2 separate regions of the Homo sapiens genome follow, and region 2 is linked to region 1. Evidence: chromatin loops called from intact Hi-C (ENCODE). Cell type or tissue: heart left ventricle. All regions are shown on one strand. Links, peaks and the distances in the headings refer to the core of each region. The heading gives the core; the rest is flanking DNA.

What was found. Hi-C counts contacts between places; a loop is a spot of excess contacts. Peaks named below come from ENCODE experiments on the same cell type or tissue, not always from the same donor. Only the 100,000 strongest peaks of a DNase experiment are listed, where the experiment ranks them.
Region 2: it touches region 1 in a loop (14-fold over the local background); 1 of 110 quality-filtered maps calls a loop at or near these places.

The regions. Positions count from the first base shown.
Region 1 is chr17:21,287,577-21,298,635 of GRCh38, forward strand. It overlaps MAP2K3 (mitogen-activated protein kinase kinase 3), which reads left to right. Exons shown (of 12, transcript NM_145109.3): 2 at 10,837-10,903. Among named protein-coding and RNA genes, the nearest start is that of MAP2K3, 8.4 kb to the left of the region's middle. RefSeq lists enhancers at 1-1,183, 55-650, 494-583, 9,157-9,696, 9,857-10,358 and 1 more. In heart left ventricle, for the core only: CTCF peaks have their summits at 227, 1,211 and 2,434 (motif pointing left); DNase peaks (open chromatin) are centred at 445, 1,666 and 2,485; H3K4me3 peaks cover 1,115 bases; H3K27ac peaks cover 3,105 bases.
Region 2 is chr17:22,438,355-22,449,413 of GRCh38, forward strand. It overlaps LOC124903954 (a long non-coding RNA gene), which reads left to right and starts at 1,787. Exons shown (of 2, transcript XR_007065672.1): 1 at 1,787-1,887; 2 at 1,979-2,697. In heart left ventricle, for the core only: no CTCF peak of the experiment used is centred there; no DNase peak of the experiment used is centred there.

The DNA.
Region 1 (11,059 bases), core at 1-4,000:
TGAGGCCCTCAGGCCCACAGCTCTGCTGGTTTTCCCCTGGCCTCCTTGCCCACATGGCCATCTCTGGCTGGGGTTAGAGGCCAAGTGGCTGGCGCTGGGGCCAGTGGGTGGGGGCATGTGTGCAAGCCACATTTGTCCTTGGAGGGTACCACACGTGTCCTGTTGTCGTTCAGAACATGGGTTCTGCCCCTTCTGCCCTAAGAGTGCCACCTGTGGGAGCACTTCATGGCTAATCTTCACACAGCTTGGACTGTGGCTGTAGGACTCCTGACTGCCCGATGGTGACACTGAGGTTTCATAGAGCACTGTTGTATCCTAGCCCTGCCTGCTGTGGCCACCCCCCCAACCCCTGGCTGTCGGAAAGACTGGAGGTGGCACCTCGGGGACTTCCCCCACCCCTCTTGTGACGCACAGGAAACTCTCTGTCAGCCAACCCATGGCCCAGCGCCCAAAGGGAGCAAAGTTCTCAGTTGGCCCGTGTGAGGAGAAGGCCGGGGCAGCGGAGGCTTCCGGCGGTGAGTCAGCGGGCACTGGGTGCTGACTCACCCGCTGGGCATGCCAGCCGGCTGCCTACAGCTTAAAGGGGCGATGCCTGCCAGCCTGGTGGGTGGGGAGGGGGTTACGTGTCCTGCAGGTGGCACCTAGCCCTGAGCTGGGGCACTGGAGGTGGCCCCTTCCTGGGCCTCGGACTGGGCTGGGAACCCCTGGGCAGGCCCTCTGTGCCCCACCCAGGAACTTCCTCTATTAGGCAAGGGGCTCTGCTTCCTCTTGCTCACAGAGCAGGAGCAGGTGGCAGTGACTGTTTACCACCCTTGGCCCAGGGGACACCTCAGGTTCAGCTGTGCAGCTGGGACTCAGGGAGGGTGAGGAGCAGAGGTGGTGCAGGGTCGGCTGGGGTGGGACCCGGCCTGAGCTCCTGGAAGATGGTGATGTGGAGAGGCTAAGACCTCAGTTTCCAGAGCCTGACTGCCTGGGTCCAAACCCCAGCTCTGTCCCTTTTGCGATGTGACGTGGGACAAGTTGCATCTGGTCCACTCTCTGCACTCTGTAAATGATTTCTGTCCCCTGGGCATGGCCCAGCTCTCAGAGGAGAAGCTTCCATTTCCTCATCTGCAGACTGAGAATGGGGACCCTGCTTGTCTGGATGTAGACAGTTCCATTCCACACTTGCTAAGTGTCAGGCACAAGTCATAGTGAGACTGCCCTCTGCCTGCAGAGAACCCAGCCGAGGCATGCCTCTGTCAGGCAGGAAGCCGGGGGTCCTGGGCTCTGCTGGGATGGCCCTGGGTTCGAATCCTGGCTCCACTACTTCCTTACCTGGGCAAGTCTTGTGCCCTCTTTAGCCCTCAGTCTCCTCTTCTGTAAAGTGGGAGTAAACATGCTCCCTTGCAGGGTAGTGGTCGAGATTGAAGATAGCATTTGTTAAGTGAATGGCACCTGTTATTATTTTATTATTGTTACTTTTGTGGGTGTAGTTCATTGGTAGGTGGATAAACAGTAGCAGGGCTTCGTGACAATGTGCTCGTAGGCGCTGTGACATGAGGCCTCTTGGCTGTAGGGTCCTTTCACGCAGGCCAGAATTTACCAGGCTTTAGGGCCTCTTAACCCACTGGTCCCCAACGTGGGGCTGGGGACTGCCCCTGGCCTCCTGGGCCTCCCTTGGGAGGGTGAGTGGGGAACAGAGAGCTGGGGCCTGCTCCTGCAGGCCTGCCCTGCCCCTGGCTTTGGCATGCAGCATTAACAGGACGAATATGGGGAAGGTGGGGTGGGACTGGGAATTAGAACTCAGGCCCCTGGGCCAGCCCGGGAAGCAAGAGGGCCTGGGGTCATGGTTCTAGGGGCTCAGTCCTGAGTCAGGGGTGTTGGGGGGTGGTGGGCCAAGCTGAGGGGAGCAACTGGGTGCCAGTGTCTTGGGAGGGTCCCAGAGGAGGGCTGCTGGGCAGCAGCATGGAGGACACAGCATTGTGGCAGGGCCCCACGACTGATGCCCACATGCCGTCCACGCCTGCCCTTGTCCGCGCCTCCTGGCGCTGCCCACCTCCATCAGGCCTGTGTGCCCAGTGGCTTCTGCAGATGCCTCCCCGAAGCAGTGGCCCTGGAAACCTCAAACAGCCTCTTGCCAGGGGCATGAAGGCCATACAGGGCCAGGGGAGGCAGAAGCAGTTTGTTGGGCCCCTTGCAGCTTCCAGATACCAAGCCTGACTGCGGCAGCTCCAGAGAGGGCCCCAGACTTTCTTCCCCTGACCCCAGTCCTGGGCACATGTCCTTGTCACCTCCCTGCCCTGCACTCCAGGGCCACCTTCCCTGGTTTCTCTGGGGAGGCCATGTCCAGCTGTCCCTCTCCCAGCTGGTCCCCTGCCCAGGGTGGCCGGCACCACCTCCTGCCATGTGGCCCATGGCCGGGATTGCACCTGGCTCTGCTGACACCTCCTGGCGGCTATATCGAGTGCCCTGACTGTCCTTGCCTGCATCACTGTGCTGATGCCCCCAAGGGCTTCCAAGGCCCGTCCCAAGGTTTACATGTGCCAGTGTGTGCGGTGATGCGGTGACAGGCCAGGGGGCTGCCTCACTGGGGCAGGGCTGCGAGGGGCTGTGGATGCCAGCGGTGTGTTCAGACCTAATCAGGAGGTGTGTGGGGGCTGGGGAGCACTGCTGCCTGGGAGGGTTGCTTTGGCGGTGTCAGTTGGCAGCTGAGGCACACGTTGGAGGCCTGCCCAGGACGGCTCTGGGTATGGGGATGGAGACAGCTCCCATCCCCTTGTCATTCTGCTCTTGCCTGGCTTAGCCTTCTGGTCAACCCATAGCCTCCTGCCGTTGGCATGGCACACGGCATCCCGGATGGCTGGGGCAGACCCCAGGGTGGCGCGGGCAGACACTCGTTGGGAAAGTCTGCAGGGACTTCCAGGTGGCAGGGCTGGTTCTAGGCCAGCTCCCTACCTACCTCTCAGGGCTGCTGTTGAGGGTGAATGAGACCTGGCAAGTCCAGGGAGCCCCTAGGTACCAGACAGCACTGAATTTGAACCTGATGTCTGTGCTAGCATTTCCATCACCAAGAACCCCGTTTTTGGTATGTCTCATCATCAATCCCATGCTTTGTAAGATTTTAATAGTAATGATAAATCCCAGCCTTTGGGAGGCCGAGACAGGAGGATCATTTGAGGGCAGGAGTTCACAACCAGCCTGGGCAACATAGGGAGAGCTCATCTCTACAAAAAACATAAAAGATTAGCTGGGCATGGTGGCACACGTCTGTAGTCTCAGCTACTCAGGAGGCAGAGGTGGGAGGATCGTTTGTGCCTGGGAGGTTGAGGCTGCAATGAGTGCCACAGCACTCCAGCCTGGGTGACAGAGTGAGACCCTGTCTGTTTAAAAAAAATAGAAGTAGGCCAGGCACGGTGGCTCACGCCTGTAATCCCAGCACTTTGGGAGGCCGAGGCGGGTGGATCATGAGGTCAGGAGCTCGAGACCATCCTGTCTAACACGGTAAAACCCCGTCTCTACTAAAAACACACAAAAAATTAACCGGGCGTGGTGGCAGGTGTCTGTAGTCCCAGCTACTCGGGAGGCTGAGGCAGGAGAATGGCATGAACCCGGGAGGCGGAGCTTGCAGTGAGCCGGGATCGCACCACTGCACTCCAGCCTGGGCAATAGAGAGAGAATCGTCTCAAAAATAAATACAATACAATCAATACAATAGAATACAATACAATAGAATACAATACAATAGAATACAATACAATAGAATACAATAGAATACAGTACAATACAATACAACACAACACAACACAACACAACACAACACGTAGTGATAACAGTGAAGCACAGATGGCGTTTGTTCAGGTTTGTTTTCCGTTCTGCAGGAGCAGCAGCACTGGCCTGTCGACAGTGCAGGTGGCTGGCAATGGCCTTGCTGACCTCGAGCCGGGCCCACGTGGGGACCTTTGGAGCACAGCCTACGATCCTGGTGCAAGGAATGTCCCATTCTTCTGATGCTCTGGGAGGGCTGAGCATCACTTGTGGGTCCCCCTGCCCTGTCATGGCCTCTTAAAGCCTGAGCATGGGGCCTGCCCCACAGTGTGGGAGCCTGGGGCCAGAGTCCCACCGATCTGACCCCTTTTGTGCTGGGGATTTTGTGTGCATGGACTTGTTTGGTCTTCACGGCTACCCAGCAACCTGGGTGTGTTGTCATCAACCCCATCTTAGGAGTGAGTAAACTGAGGCCTGGTGGGATAGTGACCTGCTCAAGGTCACGAAGGACTGTCCTGGGAGCATGGCTTTGTCTTTACAACTCCGGACCCTTGCTCATCCTTTCCCAGAGGTCATGGCCCCTTCACCCGTTCATAGGACGTCAAAGGAGGAAACCGAGGCTTGCACAGAGAGGGAGTGTGGCTCGCCCCCAGGCTGGCACGGGCCGACGCTGTGGTGGTTTCTCCACTGAGGTGCGGGGAAGGCAGGAGCTGGGACCCAGGCTGGGGGCCTGACTCTGCTGCTGCCCTGGTGCGTCACCTCAGGCGTGTCCTGGGGCCCCTGGTGTCAGCATCTGCACTGGACAGTCTCTGGGGCACCCTCCAGCCTGAGCAGCCTGCTGCGGGGGCTGTACTGTGCTCAGTGAGCCTGGCTGCCCCTTCAGACAGAGGAGAGTGCTGGGGCTGGCTTCAAGCAGGCCTCTTTGTTTCTTCTTTTCTTTAAATTGCCTGCACTTGAGTAGCCTTTATCACACAGTGCAGGAATCTCAAAGGGACAAAAAGGCAGTCTCTTGTTTCTCCTCGGAATACTCTGCACACTCCAGCATTTTCTTTCCTTCTTCTTCTCATTTTTTTTTTTTGAGACAGTGTCTTGCTCTGTTGCCCAGTGGCACAGTCATGGCTCACCACAGCTCAGACGATCCTCCCACCTCAGCCTCCCAGGTAACTGGGACTACAGGCACGCACCACCACGCCCACTACATTTTTGTTTTGTTTTATTTTTTGTAGAGACAGGATTTTGTCATGTTGCCCAGGCTAGTATTGAACTCCTGAGCTCAAGGAATCCACCCACCTTGGCCTCCCAAAGTGCTGGGATTACAGGCATGTGCTAATTTTTGTATTTTTAGTAGAGACAGGGTTTCACCATGTTGGCCAGGCTGGTCTCAAACTCCTGACCTCAAGTAATCCTTCTGCCTTGGCCTCCCAAAGTGCTGGGATTACAGGCGTGAGCCACCTCACATGGTCTGACCGGCATTTTCTTTCTCACACTGCTGTACTCCTGCTGCTCTTGGCTCTTCCTGTCCCTGGGAGGCCACTCCTCGCATCCTGCTGAGGACCTGCAGGATCCTCACCAATTCCATGTGCCAGCCTTTTGATTCTATAAACCCTGGGCCTCAGTTTCCCCATCTGCAGCATGGAGATCACATTAGTACCTGCCTCAAGGGGTTGCTGAGAGGATCAAATGAGATGTAATGAAAGAAATTTGCATAGGCCAGGCACGCAGAGGACACCCCAGGACACCCCAGCACATAGTAGGTATTCACTAAATGTTAGTGGGTGTTGTAGTGTGGGGGTAAGCTGCTCAACGTGGAATTTCTGGATGCAGAAGAATGGGCATTTTGATGGCCATGGGGCATGGAGGACCCAGACCGGTGAGGTCTGGCCATGGGAGGCCAGGCTGCACCCTGATGCCCGCAGCCACCTGCTGTGGGCCCCCTGTCTTTCACGTGCCTTGTGCCCCAGCCACTCTGCCCGGGGTCCTCCCGTGTTGCCTCCTTCCCTCTCCAGCGAGGCCCGTGCCTCTGGCCCTTCCCTACGTCCTTCCCTCCAAAGCACAAGTGGTTCCATGTTGCAGGCGGGCCATGGTTGTCTCTGCTGGGCTGTTGGCATTGGGCGGGAGGACCCTCTGGCAGCCATGGTTGCCCCTGTGCAGCTGAGCATCTGGCCTCCCCACCGGATGTTAGGGGTGCTCCCGAGCCATGCTGGTCCGGAGCATCACCGGGGAGGGGGCGCTGCCAGGTGGATAGTCTGGGGATCCCCCGTTCTCTGCAGGTGAGGAAGTCCCTGTAGGGTAGAGAGGTGGGGAGGGTGTGAGGCCCTGGAGGCCAGGCCCTGGCCAGGTGGCCTTGCACAGCCGGGCAGAGGCAGGGCAGGGCTGTGGAGGGCAGAGCCTTGGTCACTCCTCCTCACCCTAGCCTGCTGCACACCTACAAGGTGAGGATAGAGAAGGTAGGGCCTGCAGTGGCCGTGTATGAGGCCAGATGGCACAGCCTGGGCCTGGCATGGAGCAGGCACTTGGTTAGATGGGAGAACCTTCCCCTTGTCCTGCATCCTCTCCAGAGCCCAGGACAGGGGCCCCAGAACCTCAGGGCAAGGGGCCCTGCCTGAAGGTGCATGGCCACCCCCTGCTGCCCACAGGTGCTTGGCAGTGGCGTCTGCAGTACCTCAGGACCTCTGATGGCACCTGTCCTGGGGAGAGGGGCCAGTGTCTGGCAGGTCGCAGCCAAACACATCCATCCACACCGTCGAGGTACATCTGCCCACGCAAAAGCCTGTGCCCACTTCTCGGGGCCTCAGTTTCCCCCGTGCCATGGAGCGCATTGGCCTTGTTGCTGTCCCTCTGAGGGACCCTGGGGAATAGAGGTGGCCTGGGGCAGGGCGGCGCCTCTTGCTGCTCACATCTCCCAGCCCTTGTGGCTCCTTCCCTGGCAGGCCCAGAACTTCTGCAGTAGAACAGGGACCTCCTGGAACATCCGGAAGTCAGGTGAGGGCAGTGAACTAGGAGCAGGGATTACTTCTGTTGTCAGAAACCTGGTGATGCTCCTGCATGTGGCATGGTGTGGGGCTGACTTTATGAGTGGAGGCGGAGCAGGGGCTGCAAGGAGGGGTTGTCATCTTGCCCCTGTGGGTGACCCTTAGAGGGTCACACAGCTTGGTCTCCCCAGGCCCAGGGTAGAGGGAGCAGCCGAAGTGGGGGCCCTGCCCTCAGGCTGTTGCTGTTTGGACGTTGGAGCCAGACAGACCTGCCTTTATGGCCACTCCTCACCAGACGCCCACCGTGTGGCCTCTCTAAGTCACCTCTTCTCCCGCATGCTTGATACAACAGATAAGTGAACCTCCCCTACTCCCTTGTGGAGTCACTGAGAGGGTGGACAGGGGTGGTCTGGGGCTGAGGGTGGTGTTCTCTTGGGAGCTGTGCACTTCCAGATGGCCCCATCTAATCTCCACGCGCCAGGCACTGCTATGGCATGACGCTGATAACCCGGGGAGGTTTGTCTGTAATCTCCACTTTACATATGTCCAGAGAGGTGAAGCCACTTGCCTGAGGGCACACAGCTAGGAAGGGGCAGAGTTGCAGTTGAGCCCAGGCCTTGGCTCCAGAGTGAGTGCTCACAGGTGACCTGCTGACTGGCTCTCTGAGATGGTAACTGCAGAACGGCCACCTGTGGGACTCCACAGCAGAGAAGCCATCAGGCCACAGGGAGAGCCGGTCACTGGGGCCTGCGCAGTCAGGCAGCCTCTCTGAACTGGTGAAAGGCAAGACGACGTAGTAGCTAGGACAGTCACAGGGAAGAGCATTTCAGGCAGAGGGAAGGGCATGTGTGAAGGCCCTGCGGTGGGAAAGCAGGTGTCTCATTCAGAGAAGGGCTCACTCAAGGGTCGGGGGCTCTAGTTGGGGGTGAGTGGGAGGAGATAGGGCAGAGCTGCCACGGCCAGTGAGAGTTGTGTTCTAGTCTGGGGGTGCCTCTCTTTACCTGTGGTGTAGCCTCAGGTCAGTGGCTGAATTCTGGTCAGTTTCAGTTTCCTTGCCCCTGCCTGGGGGCTGCTATGAGGCTGGAGTATGTGGAGGACACCCCAGGACACCCCGTGCTGAGAGCCGGGACAGGCGGGCTTATCGTGGGTTGCCAGTGGCCGCCGAGAGCCTCTGTTTGTTGTGGTGATGGTTGCCACAACGGCTGCACCTGGGCAGCCCTGGGCTGCCTGGCCATCTGGGCCCAGCTCTGACGTCTGCAGCAGCCTGAGGCCTGTTTCTAGGCTGTCTCCATGACGGCCTCACCCACTCCCTCTGACAGCTGGGTGGCTTCCCCATGGAGCCTGTGGCCCTCCTGATGCAGGCTTGGTGTCCCCAACAGGCCGGTGGATGCAGAGGCCAGTCCATATACCACCCAGGCCTGCGAGGAGCGTGGTCCCCACCCATCCAGCCCATATGTGCAAGTGCCCTTGACAGGTGGGGAAACTGAGGCTTGGTGAAGGGGGGGCCACATGATACAACATTCCCAAATCCCAAGGCATGAGGTGGGTGGCAGGCTGGGGCCAGAGGGACCAAGAGCAGAGAGAGTGCAGGGAGGGTGTGGCGTGGACCCCACAGGGAAAGGGTGGGACTCAAGGGGCTGGGGGCAAGGTCAAGGCCCAGGGTCTCTGTGCAGAGCTTTAATTTTTAACAGAAAATATTTTATATTCTGGTTACGAAAAGCCTGACATCAGGAATAAAAGCTACCTATAATTCTCATTACTTAGGGCAGTTTTTTTTTTCACCTCTGCAGAGAGGCTGGTCATATCCATGGTGACCATTTATGGGCCACAACAGGTCCCCATCTGCGCAGTGAACCCTGTGCTGAGCACCTTGCAGACGTGATCTTGCTTCGTCCTGCAGCACTGTGCGGGGCAGGTGGGTGGCATTTCTGCCTCGAGCTGTTTTGTACATGAGGAACCCAAGGTGCAGAGGAGGGCACCATGCCAGGGTCGCAGAGCTGGAGTTTACCACGGCTGCGCCACTCCAAGCCCAGAGCCTCAGAAGTTCAGAGACTTTGGCCCAGAGGCAGGATAGAAGTGGCCTCAGAAGCTGCTGGCCCTGTGTGCCATGGTTTTTCCTGTTAGAATGTGCTGAGCCTCTGCATCTCCAGACTCTGTTGCCGTTTCTTGTTGAGCACGAGACTTGGGCCCCTCCTTCCGCCTCAGGGAGGGCTCCCTGTGGCAGGGGTGCTGTGAGCCATGGCCTGGCCTGTTGGGGTCTGCGAGTCAATAAACTCAGGAGTGACTCCTGGCCAGACCCCTGACTTGCTGTGCAGCCTGGGGCAAGTGGCTTCACCTCTCTGAGCCTGTTCCCCAAGTAAAGTGAGGTTGGGAGCCCCTCCCTGTAGGGCTGTGGGAGTATCTGGAGTCACAGATGAGAAGGGCCCTGCCTGTGGCCGGTGCTGTGGCTGTGACAGACTCGCAGTGAGACCCATGCGGTCCCTGACAGCCAGGGTGTTGCTGCATCTTAAAATGAGATAAAAACGCTGCGCACAGGAGTAGTGACTAGGCGATTGATTCATGGGGTGAGCAGTTAGCAGGCAGGCACCCAGTGCATGTGGCGGCAGCTGCTGCTGCTGCTGCTGCTGCTGCTTCTGTCTGTGGACGCTGTTGTTTCCTGAAGCCTCTGGGGCCTGGCAGCGGGGTCCCCGGGGTGGCTTTGGTGGAAAGGCTGCAGGTATCTGCTTGCCTGGCTCCTGCACTCTGCCCACCTGCCCCAGGATGGACCCTGGGACCCCTGTCCCTGCCAAGGCTATTCTGTTTCCTGTTGTTCTGGCCTTGTCTTCCCAGTAGCGGTAACCACCCTTCGCCCTCCATCTGGGCTGGGTTGGCTGCTGGGCCCCGGTGCGTGGCTCTGAGATGGGGCCACAAGTCTGTGTTGCACCGTGGCCAAGGCTGGATCTGAACCTGGCTTGGAGGCGGCTTCAGAGACTGGGGTCTTCTTGGCAGGCGGCAGCAGGGCCATGGGCAGTTTCTAAGCCCCAGTACCAGCAGCCAGGGTGAGCCAGCAGCAGGGAGTGGCGGGTGGTGGGTGAGGGCCAAGATGTGGCAGGATCATGCTTGGGAAATGATGAGGCAGAAGCTCCCACAAGGGCAGGCATGTGGCCAGCATGTCTGTACTGGGTGGTCTCCGGGAGCCGTGTCACTCCCAGCCCTGCTGCCTGATGGTGCCAGAGCACCAGGTGACCCTGGCATCTCTGATCCTTGCTTCTCCTGCCTGTGGAATGGCGGCTATGCCTTATTCAAAGGGCGGCCCTGACTACAGGGAGCTCTCTCTGCATGCCAGCCCCACTGTGCCTGGAGCCCCAGAAATGCTGACCCTCCGTTAGTACCAGCTGAGTGCTGTGCACCTGGCCAGGCTCTTGTAGCCAGCCTGAGAGGTGTGGACACTGGGGCCTCTCGCCTGTCCCTAGGGGTGGAGTGAGGAAGGTACTGCCCCGGGACTCTGGCCTGCCTGGTGCAGGGGAGGGGAGAGAGCCAGCGCTTTTCAGGGGAGGGAGAGAAACGGGCATCGGGTGTCGGCCTCCAGGGTGAGCAGGGCCCAGCAGAGCTAGCCTGGAGGGCAGCCCGGGCTGGAGTCCCCGCCTGCTCCACCGCCTGTTGCCCTTTCTGGGGGCCTGGCCTTCCTCATCTTGGATGCAGTATGAGCCCCATCCTGCTACCTGCAGCTAATGAAGCCCCTGTACAGTGGCTGCTGCAGGTGCTGGCTGGACCCCCGCTGGGCCCCTTCTCACCCCACATCCCATTGACTAGTCAGGCAGGGCAGTGAGGACACCTCACAGATGGGGAAACTGAGGCCCAGGGAGGTACTCAAGATGTGCCCAGTGGGCAGGGCTGAGATAAGGCCCTGGAGTCCAGCCTCCAGGCCTGGGTCTGTCCTGCTCTGCTCCCCTGCAGGGCTGGTGGGCCTCCTTCCCCCTTTGAAGGCCTAACGGCCTGGCTTGGAGAGAGGGGGCTCCCGGCATGGGTGATGGCAGAGGCTGGCACCCTTGTGGGCCAGGGCCTGATGGCTCATGGGAGTGCAGGGGACATTGATGTCAAGGGATAGGCCAGACGCCTCACCTTCTCTCCATTCTAGGAAAATCCAAGAGGAAGAAGGATCTACGGATATCCTGCATGTCCAAGCCACCCGCACCCAACCCCACGTGAGTCTGCCTCAGTTTCTCCCTGGCTCACCCTGGAGAGGCTTCCCGAACAGGGCTCAATGGAAGGAGTGAGAGGCAGGTGGGGCCAGCCCTGCTTTACCTCGTCCTGTCCTGGGCAGCCCCTGCTGTGCATACAGCCAGGTGACGGCTGCTGGG
Region 2 (11,059 bases), core at 4,194-8,193, 1.2 Mb after region 1:
ATAAAAATATATTTTTTCAAGCAACAGTGTATCAGGATGTAAGGAGAGAGCTCACTAACTCAGAAGCTCCCAGAGTGACCAGATGTGTTCATGGGAACCGGAGCACTGCCCTGGAGTCATTTGACATCACCTTATTACAAACAGGAACAGCCATGATGGGGAATGCTCAGATGCCAGTAATAAGTCAGAGGATTCCCTCCTGAACGGGACCTCCCAGTCCTTTTTGGCACAGGGTTCCAGGTGTGACCACAAATCCATGGGTGAGGGCTTTCAAGATCAACCTGCCCTCAGGCAGTGGAGTGGAAACTGGAACTAGCAGCTACAGTGGAAAAAAGGAATGTCCTCTCAGAATATGTCATCTGCCCCATGCAAAGACTCTGGATCTCAGAAGTCCTCCTGGTAAGGACTCGGAGCCAGACAACTTCATTTCCTGTCACCTGGGCTGCTCTCCCTCTGACAGCTATGGAAATTGGTGAAGCACAGGAACGTATTGGAAATGGCAATGATGTGCAATGCCAATGTGTGGAAGTGTACAAGTTAAGTAATATTTTAAAAACAGAACACACAGCAGTTTGCACAATCTGATCAAAGCTCTGTCATGTATGTTTCTAAACAAGTTTGGAAGAGAATTTGGAAATGGCTGAATTTTTTTAATAAAGCTCATGTTTTTAGTTTGTTTAAATGTAAAAGCATACACTTAGAAACAAGTTAGTACATAAGAATTTTTAATCTTAGCTATCTGGAAGCTTCAAATACCTAGAATGAGGCATTTCCCAAAGGTCTCTGTAACTTGAATTTTACCGTAGTTTGAAAACTCTTGCCAGGCATACTGGCTCACACAGGTAATCCCAGCACTTTGGGAGATTGAGGTGGGCAGATTGCTTGAGCTAGGAGTTAGAGACCAGCCTGGGCAACATGGTGAAACCCCATCTCTACAAAAAATTTAAAAATTAGCTGGGAGTGGTGGCACTGCCGTTTGACACAGCTACTCAGGAGGCTGGGGTGGGAGGATCCTTGAGCCCGGGAGGTCCAGGCTGCAGTGAGCCATGATTGCATCCCTGTACTTCAACCTGGGCAACAGTGCCAGACCCTGCCCCCTCCCCCAAAAGAAAACTATTAGTTCATAGTGCAGTTGATGAAATAATGTACATCCACAAAGAAAGGAGCAACCATAATATGTATATAATTACTCAGTATTAAAATATTGTATATAGTATTACATATATAATATTGAATACCTATAATGAATGGGGCACTGCTTTAAGCACTGTATACTCATTATCCCACAAGAATTCCTTCTCGGGTAGGTCTTAGTATATTCAATTTAAAGGCTAATTAGTAAGCAATACATAGAATTGAACAAGAAGCTAAAACATAGAAGGCTCTCGAAAATACAATGTGGAATGAGTAATGCAAGTTACAGAGATACATAGCACATTTATAGAAAGTGTAAAAACTTACAAAGTTAAACACTATATTATTTAGATAAACAATATATTATTTAGAGATGTTATTATGTAATAAAAGTATAAAAGTCAGGGAAATAATATGTTTTGTAAAGCTTCAGATGAATGATTGTCCTAGATGGGGAGGCAAATGGTTACATTTCCAAAGGGCCAACCATGAAGACGGCTTCAAATGTAGTGGTGTAGGTGATGGATACAATGTATTTATTTTACTTTTATGTGAGTCTGTGTGTATGTATGTGTGTGAGTGTGTGTGCAATTTTGTATGTATAAATATGTAGTAATTTTTTTTTGAGTTTGGGTGTTTCTCTGTCTCCCAGGCTGAAGTGCAGTGGCATGATCACGGCTCACTGCAGCCTCCACCTCTCAGGCTCAAGTGATGCTTCCACCTCAGCCTCCTGAGTACCTGGGACTACAACTGGTAAATATTTTGCTATTATAGATTCGGCTATCATGTTCTGTTCAGTGCCTATTTCAATAGCCTCTCTGCCTTAATTCACCTTCATCTGCAGTGGGACACAGTACTTCTTCTCTAGGCTACCCATGGGGTACCCCAACAGCGTTGCCACCACATACAATCTTCATAGAGCTCTTAACTGCATCCAGCTTTCTCCAGGAGCTCAGGATGCCCCAGACCCTCATCGCAGACAGCATTGCCCTGGAGCTTATGGCTGGAGATGATATCACCACAGACATCCCCAACCCAGCCCTGTCCTGGGAGCAGGATTCTGGCCTCCCTATTAGGCCTCAGAAACTGGCTGACCACCTGGCTTCACAAACCTGTGTGTTTTCAGGGAAAATTTTGATCTCTACAAACCATGACATGTAGAGAGGGACACACATCTGATTCAGCAGTCCCTGATCCGCTGATCCATGGACACATTTGCCCACAAGGAATAACCTAGAATTTCTCTCTGGTGGAGGTCAGGGGCATTACATGAGCTGAGTAGAGCTTAGTTTTTAATCACTAGACATAGGCAAGGTGTTTAAGTTATTACGCTTCCAAGCAGCATGGTCCTCACTCACTCAAGGTGAGATAAATATTGCTGCAAAGGAACAACAGCTGCATTGTTGGAGTTTTGCTTTTGAGGCGTGTGTGTGTGTGTGTGTGTGTGTGTGCATTTGTGTGTGTGTGCGTGAGTTGATTTCTTTCACAAAATACATTTTCACATACTTCCTTACTCCAATCTACATTGCCCCTTCCTTTTAAATAAATTTTTTTGAAAACTAATAAGCCTATTTTATTTATTTACATTTTTTATTTACGTTTCTTTACAAACTGTTTGCTATTAGTCTACAGTGAAAAGTCAACACTTTATAAAATAAGATTAGCATTTAAAAGCTTCTCAATTCTAATACTTTGAAAGGCTACACCCATTTTCAGAAAGTCTGGGCTATTCAAAATATTTTACAAAATTCTGAAACTTCGAAAAGCTGCAAGATTTGGAGACAGCAAGATGAAGTGTTTTTTCTAACAGCCAGTTTTGTTCACTTTATTATTAAATATGCACTTTTTAAATTAACAGCTTGAATTCTAGAATATATTTTTGAAAATCACTAATGATTTTTGTAAAAATAGAAAATCTGTTGTACCTTTATCTTAAAATTCACTTCTTATCTATTTTCTAGATTTGATGTTTTGTCATTTTAAAGGATACTAGACAAGAGGATCTCAATTTGGATCACTATATTGGGCTCCTAATATCCTAATATAATTTTAAATCATCTCAAACAATGCATTATTACCATATACATCAGCATTTCCCAAACTGTGCTATAAGCTATGTATACTTTTGCTATTTTTGAGCTAAAATATGCTTACAAATATATAAAAATATAAAAATATATTTAGGTGTTGTTATGCAATAATGCACTTTTCAAAAAGAAACGATATACCAGTCTCAAGAATACCCGGAAGCTGCATGAAAATTCTTGATTCCTTTTATATATAGTGACAGAAAAAGATGTAAATCTAACAATTGGTTATTTTTATTGTTTAAAGTTTTTTCTATAAGCACATGTGAATTAAGTATTCATTATTCCATATTCCTCATGTCACCGACGCTGGGTGCCCACAGCACTGTTTTTCTAACACTGCAGCTGTGGGACTGAGGGTGGCAGACCAGACACCTGCACTGAGCCACATTCGTCACACAGTTGGACCAGCCCTGAGCCGGGGGCAGAAACATCCTGATGTGAAAAGCTGTTTGCTAAGTACAATGACCACACGTTTCGTCTATTTTGAATACACCATCACAACAAACTCTACACTCTTGACAGATGAGACAGGCAGATATGATCTTTGAACACAAGTGAGAAAGACGTTCACACAGACTCCCATCCTCCCTCACATGACTGGAGGATTAAAATGGTGGTGGGGGGTGGATATTCAGCTCAGGGGCAGATTAGTGACACTCTCACAGCTATTTTAAGATACGAAATATTTATATGATCCTATTCCAAACCCTAATACATAAATAATGAACTCAGAACTGTACACAAAGGGAAACAAAAAACCACTCTGACAGTGTCCAGGTCCCTCATAAACTTCCCAGAAGTCAAGGAGGTCAAGGCTGGTCTCAAACTCCTAGGCTCAAGCGATCTGCCCACCTGGGCCTCCCAAAGCTCTGGGATTACAGGCATAAGCCACCAAACACAGCCTAGTACGTTCTTTCGATATGTTTGGAATGAATGTGTTTCCAAGGATAAAAGCTTACAATGACATCTTTCTTACCTGTAAGATACCCGAAGAGCAGAGAGAGGGTCCCCAGGCTGGCTAAGCATCCAGAACACTGGGGGAGCTTTAAAAACATAGATATAAATTATTGTATTTCACCCCTTACTTACTGAATCACAATCCCAGGGATGGAAGCACCCAGAGATCTGTCTTTTTAGAACTTCTCCAGCTCTCCAAGTGGTGCTGACAATCAGGCAGATTGAGAGCCAGTGCTTCAGGCAGCTCATCCCAGACCTCGGGAGCAGGGGAGTCACCCAGAGCTATGTCAGACTGAAGGTTCTGGTGCATCAGGGGTGGGGAGGGTCTTGAGAGTTGGCCTTTCCAACAAGCTTCCCAGAGGGGCTGCTTTGCTGATCCTCACCAGGCTTTGAGGGTGCACAGCACTCTTCCTCTAGGTGTGTGTCCACATACCTGGCACATTTGTTGTTGCATTGCCCCAGGTATAAAGTGCAGGGTGCCCCCTCTACACCTTCAGCCCTGCTGTCTCCCCTGCTGACCCCCAAATCTCTGGGGCTTGGACTTACCTTTATAAAGGGAGCTCTCAGCTCAGGGGTGGGCCCTCCCCACTGGCCCTCTTTTCCCAAGGCCCGGCATCAGCAGGAGCTGCTCGAGCAATTCATCCCGAGGGGTCTATGTGGTGTGAAAGGCTTAGGGAGACTGTTCTGTTTATTGTTAAGAGCCAGGAAACAAAGCCTGGAAACAAAGTCTGGTATTGCTCAATTCAGTGGTGATAAGAGACAAGGGTAGGGCAGGGTGCAGAGAAGACTCCCACACATAGCAGGACCGAGTGAGTGCCAATTCTTCCTTCTAACACTGGCACCAAGGAGAGACCGCTGTCCCTTCCCATAAAGGCAGTGGACAAATGGAAGCATCGCTTGGTGTGCCAGCTTCTTTGGGGCAGGAGAACAATAGGTGACTTGAAGCAGGGTTGGGAGCCCCATCCCAAGCACAGTGGATGCTGAAGGGGGTCCCAGGCTCCCCAGGTCCTGGGCTTCTCTTGATTCTCAGTTAAGCTTGTTGATTGCATATAGTTGAATATATATAGGCGAGGAAAAGACACAAGCCAAGAACTGGGGGCTTCAGTCAGCTCTGAAAAGTCAGGAAGAGCATTTCTTTTTTTTTTTTTTTTTTTTTTTGGGACAGAGTGTCGCTGTGTCACCCAGGCTGGAGTGCAGTGGTGCGATCTCAGCTCACTGCAAGCTCTGCCTCCTGGGTTCTCGCCATTCTCCTGCCTCAGCCTCCCAAGTAGCTGGGACTACAGGTGCCCGCCACCACACCTGGCTAATTTTTTGTATTTTTAGTAGAGACGGGATTTCAACGTGTTAGCCAGGATGGTCTCCATCTCCTGACTTCGTGATCTGTCCACCTCGGCCTCCCAAAGTGCTGGGATTACAGGTGTGAGCCACCGTGCCCAGCCAGGAAGAGCATTTCTAACATCCAAATGCAAATGTCTGCCACCCCGGGCTGCTTTCCTCTGGAAACTGCACTGCAGGGCACAGCAGGTCCCAGGTTTGCCTTTCCTAATTCCCTGCACCACCCAGCTCCCGCCTCCCTCACTGTGCGGGATGAGAGGTCCACACAGACAGTTCCTTCTCACCTTTGAAATGGCAGTGGTGGCTGCAGCCTGGGAGCTGAGGCCATCCCAAGCGGGTGAGACCCCCACCAGGGGCCCTGGGTACCTGCCGGCCACAGGCTGTGCCATCCAGGCTGTGCACAGCCACGCCTCAGCTACCAGGATTTCCTTCCTGTGGAACTGGACCTTCCATCCAGAGAGTCTTGCAGCAGAGAGCAGAAATGGGCTTTCTCTCTGCTGGTGTAGGAAAGCCATGGCAGGAAGGCGGTACCAACAACACACAGCTGCCTGTCCCACGTGGGGTCCTGCACCTCCTGCCTCCCAGCTTTCCTGCCCCTTTACTTTGTAAGTGTGCTCTTTGATTAAGTGTCCTGTTTTTAATTGTGTCCAAATGTTCACACTGTCTTAAGTGATGCTGGAGCCACAGCCTGGGGCCACTGCAGGTCCTTCCTCTGGAGCAAAGGGTCTTTGTCACAGTGTTTCTCTAAAAGCATATCCATCCTGAGTGACACTTATTTTAGAAACAGATAGAATTGGTGAAAAAAGGGTTGAGCATTATAAAATGTCTCTGGATTTCAAAGAAGTTGGCCACCATCTATGGGGAATTGGGGATGAGTAACTTCTCTTTAAGTAAATGAGGACAGGACAGGCATGGTGGCTCACGCCTGTAATCCCAACACTTCGGGAGGCCGAGGAGGGTGGATCACTTGAGGTCAAGAGTTTGAGAACAGCCCGGCCAACATGGCGAAACCCCATCTCTACAAAAAATACAAAAATTAGCTGGGCATGGTGGTGTGCACCTGTAATCCCAGCTACTCAGGAGGCTGAGGCAGGAGAATTGCTTGTACCCAGGAGATGGAGGTTGCAGTGAGCCAAGGTTATGCCACTGCACTCCAGCCTGGGTGACAGGGCAAAATTCCATCTCAAAAAAAAAGTAAATGAAGACAAAATCCCAAAGGCTAGAGCCACCACCCAGAGCAGGTTCAGGATCGAAGTGCCCCTGTGGTTCCCCTCCCACCTGAATGCTCTGTTTTAAAATGAAGGTCCAGGACAAGGGGAGAGCATGTCATTACTAAGGTTCAGTGTTAAATAGAGACATTCTTCCACTGATGGCAGCCATTATGGGCCACCTGAGCTTTCTTTGGTTTTCCCTGCCATCTGCATGGTCCTCCACTGCACTTGAATGAGGAGTCCTGAGGGTCTGAGTAAGTTGCAGGGATTGCTGTGCTGCCAGGAGTGAGTGAAAGAAGAGGCCAGAGCAGCCACCTCAGCTAAAAAGAAAGCCAGAGGAGAGGGTGGGTATTTAGGGAGCGGGGATTTTTAATTTCAAGTGAATTCTGTAATTAAGGAAATGGGGTGGTGGTGGTGGGGCTCTGGGCTGGGTGCTCTGGCACTGTCCCTAACAGCAGTCACAGTGATGGCTTTGCTCCTGTGCTGCTGTCCCTCCTCCCTCTCAGCAATAGGAAGAACATGTGTGCTTTTGATGCACTTGGTGCAGCAGGCCTGGGATGCCGCATTTCACACAAGCTTCAGGTGACCCCAGTGCTGCTGGTTCATGGACCACGCTGTGAGTAGCAAGGTCACAAACTCCCCTGAGGGAGGGGAGTAGCTGGCTGCGTTTCTGAGAGACCCTATTACGATTGAACTACTTTGGGCCTCACTTCTTGAGAACTCAAAACAGCTGCTGGGTGTGCTGAAGCCATATTCACCCCACCACAAAGAGGACAGTCAGCACCTTTCTCCACACAATGGTAAAAAGGTTTTGTTTTCATATAAAACCTCAACAGATGAATGGGGCCACTATCAATGATTTTCAGAAAGAAAGGCTCAAATACCAACTATTTTTTTTATGGAGTCTTGCTCTGTCACCCAGGCTGGAATGCAGTGGCATGATCTCCACTCACTGCAACTTCTGACTCCCAGGTTCAAGCAATCCACTCGCTTCAGCCTCCCGAGTAGCTGGGACTACAGGTGTGCGCCATGCCTGGCTAATTTTTATACTTTTAGTAGAGATGGGTTTCACCATGTTGGCCAGGCTGGTCTCGAACTGCTGAAATGAAGTGATCCACCTGCCTCTGCCTCCCAAAGTGCTGGGATTACAGGTGTGAGCCACCATACCCAGCCCCCAAATACCAACTATTCTTTAAAAAAAATTATGATTATGTTGGAGGCACAGTGGCTCCTTCTGTAATTTCAATACTTTGGAAGGCCAAGGCAGGCAAATTGCTTGAGCCCTGGAGTTGGAGACCAGCCTGGGCAACATGGTAAAACCCTGTTCCTGCAAAAAGTTTTTAAAAAATTAGCCGGGCATAGTCGCATTCATCTATAGTCCCAGCTACTCAGGAAGCTGAGGTGGGAGGATTGCTTGAGCTCTGGAAGTTTGAGGCTGCAGTGAGCTGTGATGGCACCACTGCACTCCAGCCTGGGTGACAGAGTGAGACCCTGTCTCAAAAAAAGAAAAAAAAATTTTATATATATATATGTATGTATATTATGTTGGGAGAGATGTCCCTCATAATTAAACTAGGTTAATACAGATGATTTTATTTAATAGCTGAAATGGTTCTGTTACCTGGGAGTTTGTTTTATATTTAGTTGATCTTGGAGGATCCATCATGAATCCCCCCTAGAAGTGCCCACAGTGACATGTTCCATGAGTGCTTGATGGAAAGCCATGTATTTCTAAGGCTCTGGTGGCAGGTAGCAGTTATGCGATGGCATGAGGAAAATCCATTTAGTAGAGTTGTCCAAAAGTGCAATGGCCTGGCTTGGTAAGCTGTAAATTCAGTCCCTGTGAGGGGTAGAAAGTGAGGATGGAGAAGGAAGGAATATGCCAAACAGGGGTTGAACAAGACGGGCTTCTTCCAGCTGTCAGTTTTGTGACTATGGGTACTGTCCATGTCTCCAGGATCCACCTGGGATGCCTCTGATAATGTAACCACGTACCCCCATTTTTCTTGGGCAGTTTATTCCAACAAGTGAGCTATAGTGCAGGCATTGGGCCATGTGGTATCTGTTTGACTTTCAAGGGCTTAGGTCAGCTTGGTGGAGTTCTCTGGGTCCCTCTAGGGAATCATCCAACCCAGGGATGGCCTGCAGGGTCCCACCCCACCCCTAAAGCACTTACATTCACACAAAATCCTAGAGCTGAATGTTCTCAGCAGGCTTATTCCTCATAGCCAAAAGCCAGAAACAAATCCAGATGTTCTTCAAGGAGCGAGTGGCAAAACAGTTGGGGTCATTGTGGAAATGAAGGGAAGCCTTTGGAGAGATGTATTGGAAGAATGAACAGGACTCAGTAATGGATTGTTTATGACGTGGGGGGGTTACAGGCTGAAGAAACTCTTTCTAGAGTCTGGAATGGAGTCCCTAGGTGAGCTGTCACACCATTTATTTAGACAGTAAGTCTGGGTCACAGCCAAGTCCAGGAAGATGACCTAGACTATAGAGTGGGATCAGTTCTAATCTGTAATGTCTAAGAGGTATTTCAGTCTGGAAATCAGCTAGGCAGCTGTACATATAATTCTGAGTGGAGATAAAATCTGGAGGTTGTAAGAATAGAGTTAATAATTAGTGCCTTAAAAATCAATTTGGTCACCCAGAGGGCTTGGGGTTCTTTTTTTCTGGCATACCAATAAAAGAATAGCAGAGTTCAGGGGTGAGTTATGATGCACTTCAGATTTTAAATCCCAAGCAGGGGTTGTAAGCATGCTGGCAAACCTTGGGGAGGAGCATCCAGAAAGGCAGGATGAGAAGGAGAAGCATTGGCTTCAGGAGCCAGGAGCAAGATGGACCCCAGAAACAAAAAGGAGCCACTTACCTGGACTGTTCCTTTGACGTGGTAAATGGAAAGTGGCCATTAGATTTTCCATCATGGAACTGTCAAAGGACAAAAGTACAACAGATTTAGTTTAAAGATCCTAATTGGCTTTATTTGCTATTCTAGAATCAGGCAACAGTTCATTCCATAAAACAGACTGAGCGTTCCTCCGATCAGAGATGGGGAGATGGGCTTTATGGATAGAAAAGGCTGAAGCAGAAACAGAGAACAAAACACAGATTGGTTGCAAAGTTACTTTCCTTGTAAACATTAAAGCAGAGGGGAGGGACTGCCTATCATGCTGGCTAAACCTGGCCTGTTGGGGATTTGCCTGTTATCTCTCTGTGTCCTGACTTCTCAGAAAGTCAGATCAACAACTTCGTTTTGGTTTGGAAAAGTGGAACTTTAGCGCAAGGAACTCCAATCCAGTCTGGTCTTGTTACTGAAATGAACCTGGGTCTGCTTGCCCCGTGTGGTAAAACCAAACACCCACACTGAGGTTTGCAGCAGGAGAAAGGAGGGTGTTAACTTGCAGGACACCAAGCAAGGAGAATGGGGCAGCTTACACTTCAGACCCAATCTCCTGGATGGCTTACAAGCAAGGGATTTTAAAGGCAGGGGAACAATTCAGGAAAGCAGAAGTTACAGGGAAACCATAAATCAATACAGAGGGTATACATTGTTTTGGCCCAAAAAGGTGGAAGCTCTTGAAGCAAGGGGCTTACAGGTCATAGGCGGTTTCAGGATTCTTTGATTGCAATTGGTTAAGGAAGCCAGGCTTTGTTGAAAACTTGGGGTCAGCAGAAAGGAATGTTAAGATGTGGCCTGTGGGCATGACTCCCTCCAGGCCCCTGAGAAAGAAATTTACAACAAAGAGCAGCCATCAGAGTGCAGCCCTCAGCTCCCCGACATCTGAGGTCTCTGTGATGATGGTCAGTATTTTCCATCTGACGTGGGTCCGGGTTTCTGAAAAACCATTCATGGACATATGCTAAGATGTAATCTTTAGTTTCAATAGGGGACCAAACACCTTGTGGCTCTGACTTACTTGAGTGGCTGTTACTTGAAGCTATTATTCCCTTCTTGCTTATCAGGTGGCTCATTTACTTCTCAAGGCCAGCTAGGTACCTGGAATTTCCCTTGAAGGAAATCAAGATTTTCCTTTGTTTCCATGCTGGAGGAGGCCCAGCAGGCCTCTAATAGGGGTCCATGCTCCGTCTCAGTCTGTTGGGCCTAGTGCAGAAGCTCAGTCCAAACTAATGGCCTCCTGTAAATGTATTTTACAGAAGTCAGCAGTGTCCACAGCAAGGGAGAGTTTCTTGAGCAACCTGCTGGGAGACCTAAGAGTGAAATAAAGAGTGAATGTCAGGTGAAAACATTGAAAAGATGAGGACTGACAAGTATTTACAGGGGGTTAACTCTGAAGTGGTTCCAATAAACTGTGATCTTGAAAAGCAGGTAGT